Linked DNA regions of Homo sapiens: all the other regions are linked to region 1. A link is a contact called in ENCODE Hi-C or POLR2A ChIA-PET data. All regions are on one chromosome and are shown on one strand. Each heading gives the region's core, a stretch centred on a gene start or an enhancer-like site at or near the end of the contact. The rest is flanking DNA. Distances are from core to core; before and after follow the strand shown. Region 1 overlaps RFTN1 (raftlin, lipid raft linker 1). Region 2 overlaps RFTN1 (raftlin, lipid raft linker 1). Region 3 overlaps OXNAD1 (oxidoreductase NAD binding domain containing 1).

Region 1 (3,576 bases), core at 571-3,070:
TGGCCAAAGAAAGTCACAAAACCAGCTCAGAGTCAAGAGATGGAGAAACAGGCACTACCTCCTGATAGGACCCTCTGTAATGCGTGGCAATGGAACAGAAACAGGGAAGAAACAAGTTTGTGTGTGGCTAGCTAAATAATGGCCTTGTGCTTTATGGCCAGTACATGACTGTGTCTAATTTTCATACGTGAATATACTTCCAACTTCCACATGCAAAATACCCATAAAAATGGTAACACAGCATCCTGGCAAATTAATTCACATTTTTGGTGGCAAACTCATGTCTCATTTTAGGCATGATTTACAGCAATTTTGATAAGACTTTGAGAGTACAAGACAATGGTGGCAGAACCTACCCACAAAATGCTAGGACAGGTGCATTTATTCACTCACTCAACAACTAATTATCGAACAAATACTTCCTTAAGTGCCTGGGATTCATCAAGAACAAGATAAACTCCTTGCCTTTGTGGAGTTTGTGTTCTAGTGCAGGGGCAGAAAAACGAAGCACCAAGTCATGATCAATATGTGGAAATGGTAGGACAGGGAAGAGTGATGGGAGAATTTTCTAGAGGACCCCAAATAGGATTGGCCAGTCTCTCTGAGACCATTTTCATTTTCTGGACTTTGGGTTTTTCATCATTGGTTTGTCCCGTGGTAGGTCTCAGTGCAGATGCTGATGGGGACCCGGCAGCGCATCTGTTATGGCTCTGGTGGATTTGTCTCTGGTAGAGCAGGGAGCCAGATAGAATGGGAGGTGGACTGCAGGACTTGTAACATTGGACTAATGAACAGCCAGATGTCTGATGTGTCCTGAAGGCAGGATATTCCAGCTGGAGGTTTCTGGCACCTCAGAAGCCCTATCAGAGCTGGGTCCTCAAAGAGCATGCTGTGGGATTAGTGCAATGCAATTTGGTTTAAATAAGAGCAGAGCATAAGGAGGGAGGGCTGAGTGAGAATTGTGGTAGCCATAGCAACATGATACTGACAGTTGAGTCACCACAAAGAGAATATTGGCCAACTGTGATTGCTCCAGCATGGCTTGAGAATGTGGCACCTTTGAAGTTACCAGGCAGAGAAAGTTAGGGAGAGAGAAATCCCATGTCTTACCCAATCCCTTCCTTAGTGAGTCAAGACTGTGACAGCCCAGCACATGGTGTGTTGTGTGGCTCTGTTCGTTGTTAGCTAGGACAGTGAAATAATCTTTAATCTCCATTTCCCTGTCTCTTAAGGTTTTGAACCAACCTTTATTCAGAGACCTCTTCTGGGTTTGCATTTTATGATTATCAGTAAGCTGTTAGGAATCCACTGCTGACAGGTGGAGGGGACAACGTTGACAGTTTTGGGTTCTAGAATTCCTGCAGACAGACTGGCTCTCTCCCCAGGTCCCCAACTCCAAAATAAACAACTTTTTAATTATACACTTTGGAAAAGCTCCTTTTTTCAATCCCTTTTCTCTTTTCTAGGTAATACATAAGGTGAAAAATCAGAAAGAAGGGCTAAAGATATGATATAGGATCCCTCATTCATCTCTGATAGTCTAAAGAGAGTAATAAAGTAGCAAGTCCCATTTACTCCCAGAAAGCCTAGTTTTCTCTCTCATCAAAGCCAGTAGGAGGGACCTGGCAAGTCTCTGGATGGAGAAAATGTTTCTTTTTTAATTGTTATCAAACAAAGCTATTTCTAAGTTGGCCTGGGAGGACCCCCTCACCCTGAAGCACTCAATGTGTGTTTAAGATGTCAGCTTCTAGAGGACAGGAGCCCTGTGCTATTGCATACGTGGTCCCGATGAGCAGCTGACAGGATGTGGCAGCTTTGTGTTGCTTAACCACAGTCAGAACTGCAGTGCCTGTCCCTGCTACGGGTCAGAGTTGGCCCCAGCCATCGCCCCTTAGCCGCCGCATGTCCGGCCTCATTACCTTCCCTGTGATCAGGAGCCTTGCGTGGTTGCATGCCTTGCCTGGTTCTCATTCTGCTCATGCAGGTGTGTGTGGGCAGACACCCCTGATAATAAGGATGCATGCCATCTCCTGCCCTTCCATCCCGTAGCCCCTTTCTTCTTTCTGCCTTCCAAGTAACTGACGTTAGAGAAACCGCATGTACCAGGACCAGATCACCCAGCGTGTCCCAGAATCCAGGAGAATGTTATCTTGCACATGCAGGTTTGGTTTTCTTGCCAGCTTGGCATGGTGCTTTAGGAGAAGCCAGGGCAACATCTCGAGCTAGGACGATCTACCCAGTGTGGGTTTTTATCTCTCTCTTCCAGGGCAAGCTGGTGGCACTGCTGGGCCTCACAGTAGGTTATCATAAATTAGACTTCAGGGCTCCAGAGGTAATGCAAGGCCAAAGTGTCCGGCCTGGAGCAAATAAGGGCTAGGTGTGCCAGCCTTGAGTGTGGTGACAAATTAGGAACACTCCCCTTCAGCAGTAACTATATCATTGTATTTCTCTCAAATCAAATGAGGTGACTTTCTTTTCTTTTTTTTTTTTTTTTTGAGATGGAGTCTCGCTCTGTCGCCAGGCTGGAGTGCAGTGGCGCAATCTGGGCTCACTGCAACCTCCGCCTCCTGGGTTCAAGCGATTCTCCTGCCTCAGCCTCCCGAGTAGCTGGGACTACAGGCGCCTGCCACCATGCTTGGCTAATTTTTGTATTTTTAGTAGAGACGAGGTTTCACCATGTTGGCCAGGGTGGTCTCGATCTCCTGACCTCATGATCCACCCACCTCTGCCTCCCAAAGTGCAGAGATTACAGGCGTGAGCCACTGAGCCCGGCCACAAATCAATGAGGTGACTTTCATTACAATTTTCCTCCTAGAGGTTTGCCTGGTATTTGGTTCTTAGAATAATAGTAATAATAGTAATACACCAGTTAGCTTCTGCTGTGTAATAAAGCTCCCCAAAGCTTAGTGAGTTAAAATCATAACCCAAACAGGTCAGCTGGGTGATTTTTCCTTCAACTTTTAGGAAATCGACTAATCTCAGCATGTGCCTGCAGGCGCTGATGGGTGGACCACAGCTAGCAGCTCCAAGATGGCATCTCTCACGTCTGCTGCTTAGCAGGGCCACAGGTCTCTCATCATCCGAAGGCTAGCCTGGGCCTGTCCTCATGGCGTAGGCAGGGTTCCTGGAGAGTGAGCAGAAACAGCAAGGCTCCTTGAGGCCTAGGTTCAGGATGACCGTAATGTCACATCTGCCATATCCTATTTGTCAGAGCAAGTCCCAAGACCAGCCAAGATTCAAGGGGTGACCAGAGGGACTCTCCCTCTTATGGGAGGAGCTGCCGAGCTGTGTTGGAAAGTGGCCTGGACACAGGGAAGTCATAATAGACACCATTCTTCCAAACAATATGTTTCATGTAATAATAACAATTATTATTTTTTATTTCGTTGAGCTCCTAAAAGGCTACTGAGTTTGCTGCCTTTCTTACCTGGTAGAGAAAATGAGACAAAGATGTGAATTCACCAGCACTGGGTGGGTAAAGAGTCTCAGAACTGAAGCTTTTTATGCACTACATGTATTTTCCTCTGACCCTTTTCTGCATCTAAGAACTAAGCTTTTTTAAAAAAAAAAAATTAT
Region 2 (3,345 bases), core at 831-3,330, 39 kb before region 1:
TTTGAGGGCTGTAAAACCCATTGCCTTTCTCTTTTGGCATATGTTGCCAGAAAGCTCAGAAGTATGCTTTGCATGCAGTGGCTTTCCTCAGCCTCCAAAGTTCTTTGGTATAATTATTTCCCTGCTATTTTCTTTTAAAATTTGTGTTGCTGTGCCTTCTTTTAGGAGCTTTATAGAATAATTTTTAACATAGGTGGATATCATAGATTAATGAGGGAAAAAATTTTCAGAATGGAATAGATGGCTTTAAGATTTTTTTGTCTTTTGTTTTTTTTAACTTTTGAAGAGTGAATTGAGCCAACTCGGGGCGTATGAGTGGACACATACATGCCCATAGACATGTATGTAGTTGATGCTTTGACATGTGTCCACTGAGTCTTGTGATTAAAAGAATGAACTTTGGCCCAGGCCAGACCTGGTTTTGCACTCTGGCTACTCACTGCTTGTTTTATGACTTTAATGTCTCTGGGCTCCAGTGTCCTCATCTGAAATGGAGACAATGATACCATGCAGCATCATTGAAGGATGAAACGTTTTGTTGTTTTAATTTATGTAAAATGCCTAGCTCAATGCCTAGACATAGTAGGTCTACAGTAGACAGTAATTACTACTATTCTTATTTTATGTCTAGCACAGGCTAGGATTTAAAGACTGGACTGCATGTTTGCAACTGCAGTTTTCCAGGTTGCGCAGTGTGGAACAAAAATGACTTTCCATTTAATGTCAGGGTGGTTCTTCCGAGGAGAGCTGTCAGGGCAGCTTCTCCTTTAGAGAGAATACCTCTGTGCTGGCAAAACTGACTCTCAAATGAGGGTAGATTATCATTGCAGAGGCCTCAAGATTTTCTGAGGTCATCTGCTTAGAGCTTGGTGACTAAGACTTAGACAGCTCTGAGGTCTGCACCGCCTTATTTATTTGTAAAATGACTTAAGCATCCTTGCCTGGAAAGTCCCCTAAAGGCTACCTTCTGGCTTTGGCTGGCTCTTGCTTTATTTTATTAGGTTATTTATTTTCAATTTTTCTTTCAAACTTATGACTTACATTCAACCCAATTGCCTTGGGCTATTTTTTAGGGAGAGGGAAAGTTCAAGTACCTCGGTACTGCAGGTGGGTGTTCATCCCCCATCCCGTTGGTACAGGGAGTGAGAAGGAACCATCACCTCGCTGCTGATGGTGTGGACCAGGACTTGGAGAGCCAAGAGTCAGTCTGTGGCTGTGGGCTGGGCATGATCTGTGGGCTCCTTTGACCTTCCCTAAGCCTGAGAGCACCAGGGAGCAAGGTGTCCATCAGATGATACCTCTCAGGGAGGATTTGCCCACAGCCTTGGCACAGGGGTGATTTTCCCACCTCTGCCCTTCTCTGCCAAAACTATTGTCCAAAAAGGAAGCTCTTTGGGCCATAAAATGCCATCTGTTGTTTGTATATGGTTATATAGACAAGCTGTAGTTATACAGTAGCCTGATGGGCAGGAAGTCAGTGATTCGTCCGAAAAAAAGTGACAAAAAAAACTAAACTCTTAATAAAACAAACTTCCTCCTTCAAACTCTTTGTTTAGAACTTTTTCCAGCCTCTTTAAAAAATGTTAATAAGGACTAGTGTAGTGTTTCAAAGTAGTGATTTCAACTCTTCAAAGCCAAATGCTTTATCTTTCCATCAGACAATATAGTTAAAACAAATTAAAAAAACTGTCTTCTTCAGACTAGGGTGTGGGGGCAGGTGCCCCTGAGGACATGGAGTTCCTGTCAGCTTGGAATTCTTCTCCTGCACCTGAAACAGCCTCGCAGGCCTCGGGGAGGCGCTTTGCACGCTGCACGTGTCCCTTTGATAGACCATTTCATTCACTTGTTTCCCTTCCTTTTGTTTGCCTCACAGATCCAGGAGGCTGCAAGCCAGGGCCTGAAATTCGTTGGTGTTATACCTCAGTACCATTCCTCTGTGAACTCGGCAGGCAGCAGTGCTCCGGTGTCTACTGCCAACAGCACCGAGGATGCCAGAGATGCAAAAAACGCACGTGGGGATCACGCGTCACTGGAGAATGAGAAACCGGGGACTGGGGATGTGTGCAGTGCTCCGGCTGGGAGAAACCAAAGCCCAGAGCCCAGCTCAGGCCCCAGAGGGGAGGTGCCCCTCGCCAAGCAGCCCAGCTCACCCTCCGGAGAGGGAGATGGTGGAGAACTTTCACCACAGGGGGTGAGCAAGACACTGGATGGACCGGAGAGCAACCCCTTGGAGGTGCATGAAGAGCCACTCTCAGGGAGTAAGTATGTCAGCAATGGGAGTTTTGACCCACTTAAAGAGCAGCTAACAGCTTTTCATTAATCCCCATGGTATCTCAGAGAAAAAGGAATGGAATTTAGAGTGTAGAGACAGCAGTCCATCAAACAGGAGAAACTTTATCAAGCAGTTATCTGTGCCACCTGACTGTTTACTTACTGAAGTTATGACTTCTGGGGAGTTCAGAACCACATGAAATTGACTTGCAGTTTGCTCCAAAATGTCACGTTTGAAGTGGATTCTAGACTGTGAGCTCTTTTATCTCCTGTGCTCTCGAAATTGCCCTTGAATTATCCAGTTTTCACACAGGAAGTGTCAGCCTGCCAGGCACCGATGAAAACCTACACACCACCTGTTAAAATACTTGCCTAAAGCAAGACATTTTACAGCTGAGCAAACTGGGGTTTAGAGAGGAAATTTGTTGCCCAGTCTGGAAATAGGCAGTTCGGGCATATGAACCCAGGTGGACTTACCCACCATCCCTTCACGCCTCTCTGCTTGGTCTTTCCTGTGTGATAGACTAACAAGATTTGCCGAGGCCCTTAATAAGATTTACAGGGAGCAAAGTTTCCCTCCGTTTCTCTGTATTTCCTTTTTCTCTACTTTCTTCAGGAAATCAACCATCCATATTTCCCCCTTTCTCCAGGAAATCTAGCATCTGGTCATTTCCTGAGAGCAAGGTACTTACATAAGCCATGTAAGTAAGAACAAGTATGAAAACTAACAGAAGACCCCCAGGGCTTAGGAGGGCTTTCTGTTTAGGCCTTTCTGGATGATCTCCCTGGTTAATATTGTTATTACCATTTATTTACGAATTCTTGAATTTAGCCTCTTACAAGTGATAATGAACAGGTGGTGCTTCCAGAAGGGAAAACAAGGAGAAACAGTTTCTTTTGTTACATCAGAACTTCTTGAGAGGAAAATTATGGGATGGTTAATTCCAGGGGCTTATTTGCAAAGTTGATTTAGAGGGAGATATTGGAGCTGCGTCAGTTTTGTGATGTAGTAAGACTATTGTTTAATCAAGGCATTGAGCCTTCTTAGTATGCACTGAAGTAGAGCCCTTCATC
Region 3 (3,482 bases), core at 666-3,165, 52 kb after region 1:
CACATGGCTGTTACTACCAAGCTGATGGTCTGAGACAGCCTAGAGCACAAAGCCATTCAAGCAACAGCATGGAAGGGACAGACACCGCCAACCTCAGCAAAATGGCCATTCTGTGACCATAAGGTCAAATATCAAAAGGAACTCACAACCCCTAGAACCATAAATCAATGGTAAGGGTAAAATTTGTTGAAAGAGGAGGGCCCAGGGGCCTGGAATGAATGCTGATCAACACCTGGGAGGGAAAGCGTCACACACTACCAGCCAGTGATCCTTACCCGCCAAGTCCGACCTCCGAAGAAGTCTGACAGGCACATACGAAAACCAGGCCTAAATTCAGTGAAATGGCCAAATCCATTCATTGGGATGGTATACATGACACCAATCCCAAATCATTTCATCTTGAGAATCACAGTAGGACTCTATTTCTACAAATATCACTAGGGAATGAGGACATTTTCTTATCAGGTAACTGAGGTTAGCAAGTGCATTACACTTGCAGGCACACCACGGTGGCAGCACAATAACCAATGCACAGGCTTTTCCTAACCAGGAGGCTGGGTCTGAGTCTTGGCAGGATTCAGAGTTGAAGGCACGGAGACAGTGCTTTGCACAGGACACAAACATTTCCACAGAAAGGAAATATGGAAAACAGATCATTACAATTAAAGTTTCCACTTTTCAATATAATGACTGCTAAACCATTTTTGAAGGGTAAATATGTTGCCCGCCCCCTAAAACAGGCAAAATGCATTTAATGTGTATCATCGAACATGTGCAAAGATTGCAGTAAATTGCTTCACAAACCCAAATTATTGCAATCAGCATCTTGTTTTCTAGTTCTAAATTCAAAGGCAAACTATTAACACACAAGACTGCTAACTCTTGCTATTATCACACTTGCTATTATCACACATCCTCCTTCTAACAAAACCACATTTCCAGATGGACTGCCAAAATTAGTCAAGTGACTCCTAAGAAACACTATCAAGACTGACATGCCAGAAATCCATTTAGAAATGAATGCTTTATTAAAATAAAGGACACACACACCCAAACACACCTTTCCTAGGGAAATTCAAGTTGCTTTCCTTACAATTGAACTTGAATTGAAGCTCAGGGAGGCCCCATTCGGAGGAAATGTTACCCAGTCAGCATGCTGATCAGTCCCGAGTCAAATGGGACAGACTTATGATTTGTGTGGGGGTTCTGGGGAGCTGGGCCTGACTGGGGAATCCTGATAACAAATTAGGCAAAGTATTTAAATTCAACCCAAATAAGGTACATATGATAGACAAATTCAGTCAAGAGGGTAGTGAGCCCTGTGATGACATCACTAGTTCCTCTTCTCTTCAGGATACTTTGTTTACTCTGCATTGGACACGAAGAAGACTACTTTTAAAAAACCTATGAATCTCCTGCAACACGTAACTCAAGGAGATTAGATTACTGAAGTGCATTCTGTTAGCAACCATTCCTGAAGAGTCTAATTATCAGAGCTGTCAGTTCCATGGGCCAGAACTAGCTTTGTTTGAATGTGGAAAACACAAGACAGCAATTTTCATATACGACTGAGGGAGCCACGGGCTCAAAACCCAAGTGGGCTCTGAGGCCAGAAAAGGAATCAGATCCTCTGTGCCAACAAAGGCTCACCCTGAGCAGATATGATTTAGAATTCCTCTTCCTCAAGGGAATGGCTAGCCTTTTCCAGGAGAAAAAATAATACCTTCTATCTGATGGCACCTTCTTGAACATACATACATGGAACACAGAAAAGTCACTTACCACTGGCCAGCTTTAAAGGAAAAGTCTTGATCAGCAACAAGCAAGCGGAGGCTCTTCACTGACGGTGACTCACTGGCAGCTCCACACACCTTAGCTGCTGACACAATCTAAAACCAAAAGATGAACTGTGGCTGAGGTTAGTGCGTACACAGCACAAGGGACAAATGGTGGCATCCTGAGAACTAAGGTTTTTGAAACCTACAAAGATGTGGTTTTTGAAAATTGCCAAACAAGGTAAAACACACTTTGCTTTAGTTCAGCCTACCACCATGTGAATACATTTTAATTAACTTTTTTTTGAGAGACTTGCTATCATACTAATTTAATTTTATCCTACATTCAAAAATCATCTATTCAAGGGATCTTTTAACCGGCATTTATCTGATGAGTATCCACAATGTGCTGTGCACTGGGCTAGGCACTCTGGGAAGAGCTCAGGGAATTGGAACTCTGTAAACAAGCCAGGGTCTTATCAAGGAGCTGCCGTTAAATTCTCCATCAGCACTGGGCAAAGTGAGGCCCACTCTTGCTTCTGGGGGTGTAAGGAGCCCACAAAGAGCTAATTTCAGAAATCAAAAGCAGGCACTTAGAAACTTTTAACAATTTCACAGAACAATCTTGTGCCTATTGAGTCTAGTAACAGAAAACAAAATGGGTTTGCATTCTTCATGTCTTTGTTTTTAATTAATTTTCAAATTCATTTTTTATCACACGATATTTTATAAAATGGAAACAGATCACAATCTTAACAATAAAAAGAGCCCTTCCCTACAGATAATTTGAGAAGCACTATTTTTACATGATGTATCTGATTTCTGGAAAGCCTTGAATAGGTTTGACTCGGGAGCTATGCAGGTATGTGCCATTCATGGCTCAACACCCCTCAAATTCAAAAGGTATCTATTTCCTTTATTCTTTCATCTGCTTTGTGTTTCTTTGTCCTGTAAGCCTGGGACATCTTCACAAGCAAAGAAAAAAGACAACATGACTCTTTCCTTCCTCAACCTTCTATGTCTGTTCATCTTTACTTGTGGCAGCAAATCAGCAACTAACCAAAATATAGCCCTCTCCTTGGAAAGTGTGACCTTCACAGCTCCACCAAAGGGTGCTTTGGAAATCTGTCAAGGTCAATGAACGTCCCATCCTAATGCTAGCTCATGCAGGCCCTCTACTCCAATAGGACTACTAAATCTCATCAAACTATTAGTGGAGACCATTTTCAAAAATCCACTGGATAATTCTCATGATGGATGGTGGTCTCTCTCACCACCTCAAAGTATCTTCTAGTATTATCTACCTTTCTCTCCCTCCTGCAAAATACCTAACCTTTCTTTCTCCATATTTTTGTCAACCCTCTCTTGCTCCTCTCCTAAAAATCAACTGGGGTAATTTTCCATTACTGACCCTCTACCTGCACTCTTGGTCCTAGTCCTGCCTACTCTCTCAGAAACACTGCTCCATCAGCAACCACCAGCCCTTTCCTTCATGTTCAATTTTCCTCCCTTTAGTACATTCCTGTTTCATCAAAGATTACATCTAATGCCATTTGCAATTCAAAGCAATTCAGCAACAAAATAAAGTAAGCAGCAGAATATGGCTGTTAACAGCATGGGCTCTGCAGCTGGACTGCCTGGTATTTAGTCCTGGCTCTACCGCTTACCAGCTGTGTGACTCTGGGCAAGTTACCTAGCCCTCCTCAG

Evidence for each region. A loop is a pair of places that touch in the nucleus more often than their neighbours do. ChIA-PET counts read pairs that join two places held with the same protein, here RNA polymerase II (POLR2A). Pooled maps may share reads with other maps.
Region 2: a loop to region 1 is called in a map of CD8-positive, alpha-beta T cell, with 2.3 times the contacts of the local background. The contact joins two enhancer-like sites. A Hi-C loop is called at or near these places in 7 of 168 maps with a recorded cell type or tissue (CD4-positive, alpha-beta T cell, CD4-positive, alpha-beta memory T cell, CD8-positive, alpha-beta T cell and 3 more), 1 of 37 single-sample maps with no recorded cell type and 10 of 50 pooled maps. POLR2A ChIA-PET finds 5 or more read pairs at or near these places in 7 of 52 experiments (CD4-positive, alpha-beta T cell, CD8-positive, alpha-beta T cell, WTC11 and 4 more).
Region 3: a pooled map shows a loop between it and region 1 (3-fold over the local background). The contact joins two enhancer-like sites. A Hi-C loop is called at or near these places in 2 of 168 maps with a recorded cell type or tissue (CD4-positive, alpha-beta T cell and natural killer cell) and 8 of 50 pooled maps. POLR2A ChIA-PET finds 5 or more read pairs at or near these places in 14 of 52 experiments (CD4-positive, alpha-beta T cell, CD4-positive, alpha-beta memory T cell, CD8-positive, alpha-beta T cell and 9 more).

The regions. Positions count from the first base shown.
Region 1 is chr3:16,336,660-16,340,235 of GRCh38, reverse strand. All of the region lies in intron 7 of RFTN1 (raftlin, lipid raft linker 1), which reads left to right. It also overlaps a transcript of OXNAD1 not described here. Among named protein-coding and RNA genes, the nearest start is that of OXNAD1, 73 kb to the right of the region's middle. RefSeq lists a silencer at 1,879-1,938 and an enhancer at 3,521-3,576. Within about 2 kb of position 1,820, at least 12 of the 41 ENCODE cell types and tissues checked have a DNase peak (open chromatin) inside an H3K27ac peak, as active enhancers do; they include CD4-positive, alpha-beta T cell, CD8-positive, alpha-beta T cell and natural killer cell, where a contact is called at or near this core.
Region 2 is chr3:16,376,631-16,379,975 of GRCh38, reverse strand. RFTN1 (raftlin, lipid raft linker 1) reads left to right here. Exons shown (of 10, transcript NM_015150.2): 5 at 1,874-2,258. Among named protein-coding and RNA genes, the nearest start is that of OXNAD1, 110 kb to the right of the region's middle. RefSeq lists an enhancer at 942-1,031. Within about 2 kb of position 2,080, at least 9 of the 41 ENCODE cell types and tissues checked have a DNase peak (open chromatin) inside an H3K27ac peak, as active enhancers do; they include CD8-positive, alpha-beta T cell, where a contact is called at or near this core.
Region 3 is chr3:16,284,749-16,288,230 of GRCh38, reverse strand. OXNAD1 (oxidoreductase NAD binding domain containing 1) reads right to left here. Exons shown (of 9, transcript NM_138381.5): 5 at 1,783-1,889. Among named protein-coding and RNA genes, the nearest start is that of OXNAD1, 21 kb to the right of the region's middle. RefSeq lists a silencer at 1,831-1,970. Within about 2 kb of position 1,915, at least 5 of the 41 ENCODE cell types and tissues checked have a DNase peak (open chromatin) inside an H3K27ac peak, as active enhancers do; they include CD4-positive, alpha-beta T cell, CD8-positive, alpha-beta T cell and natural killer cell, where a contact is called at or near this core.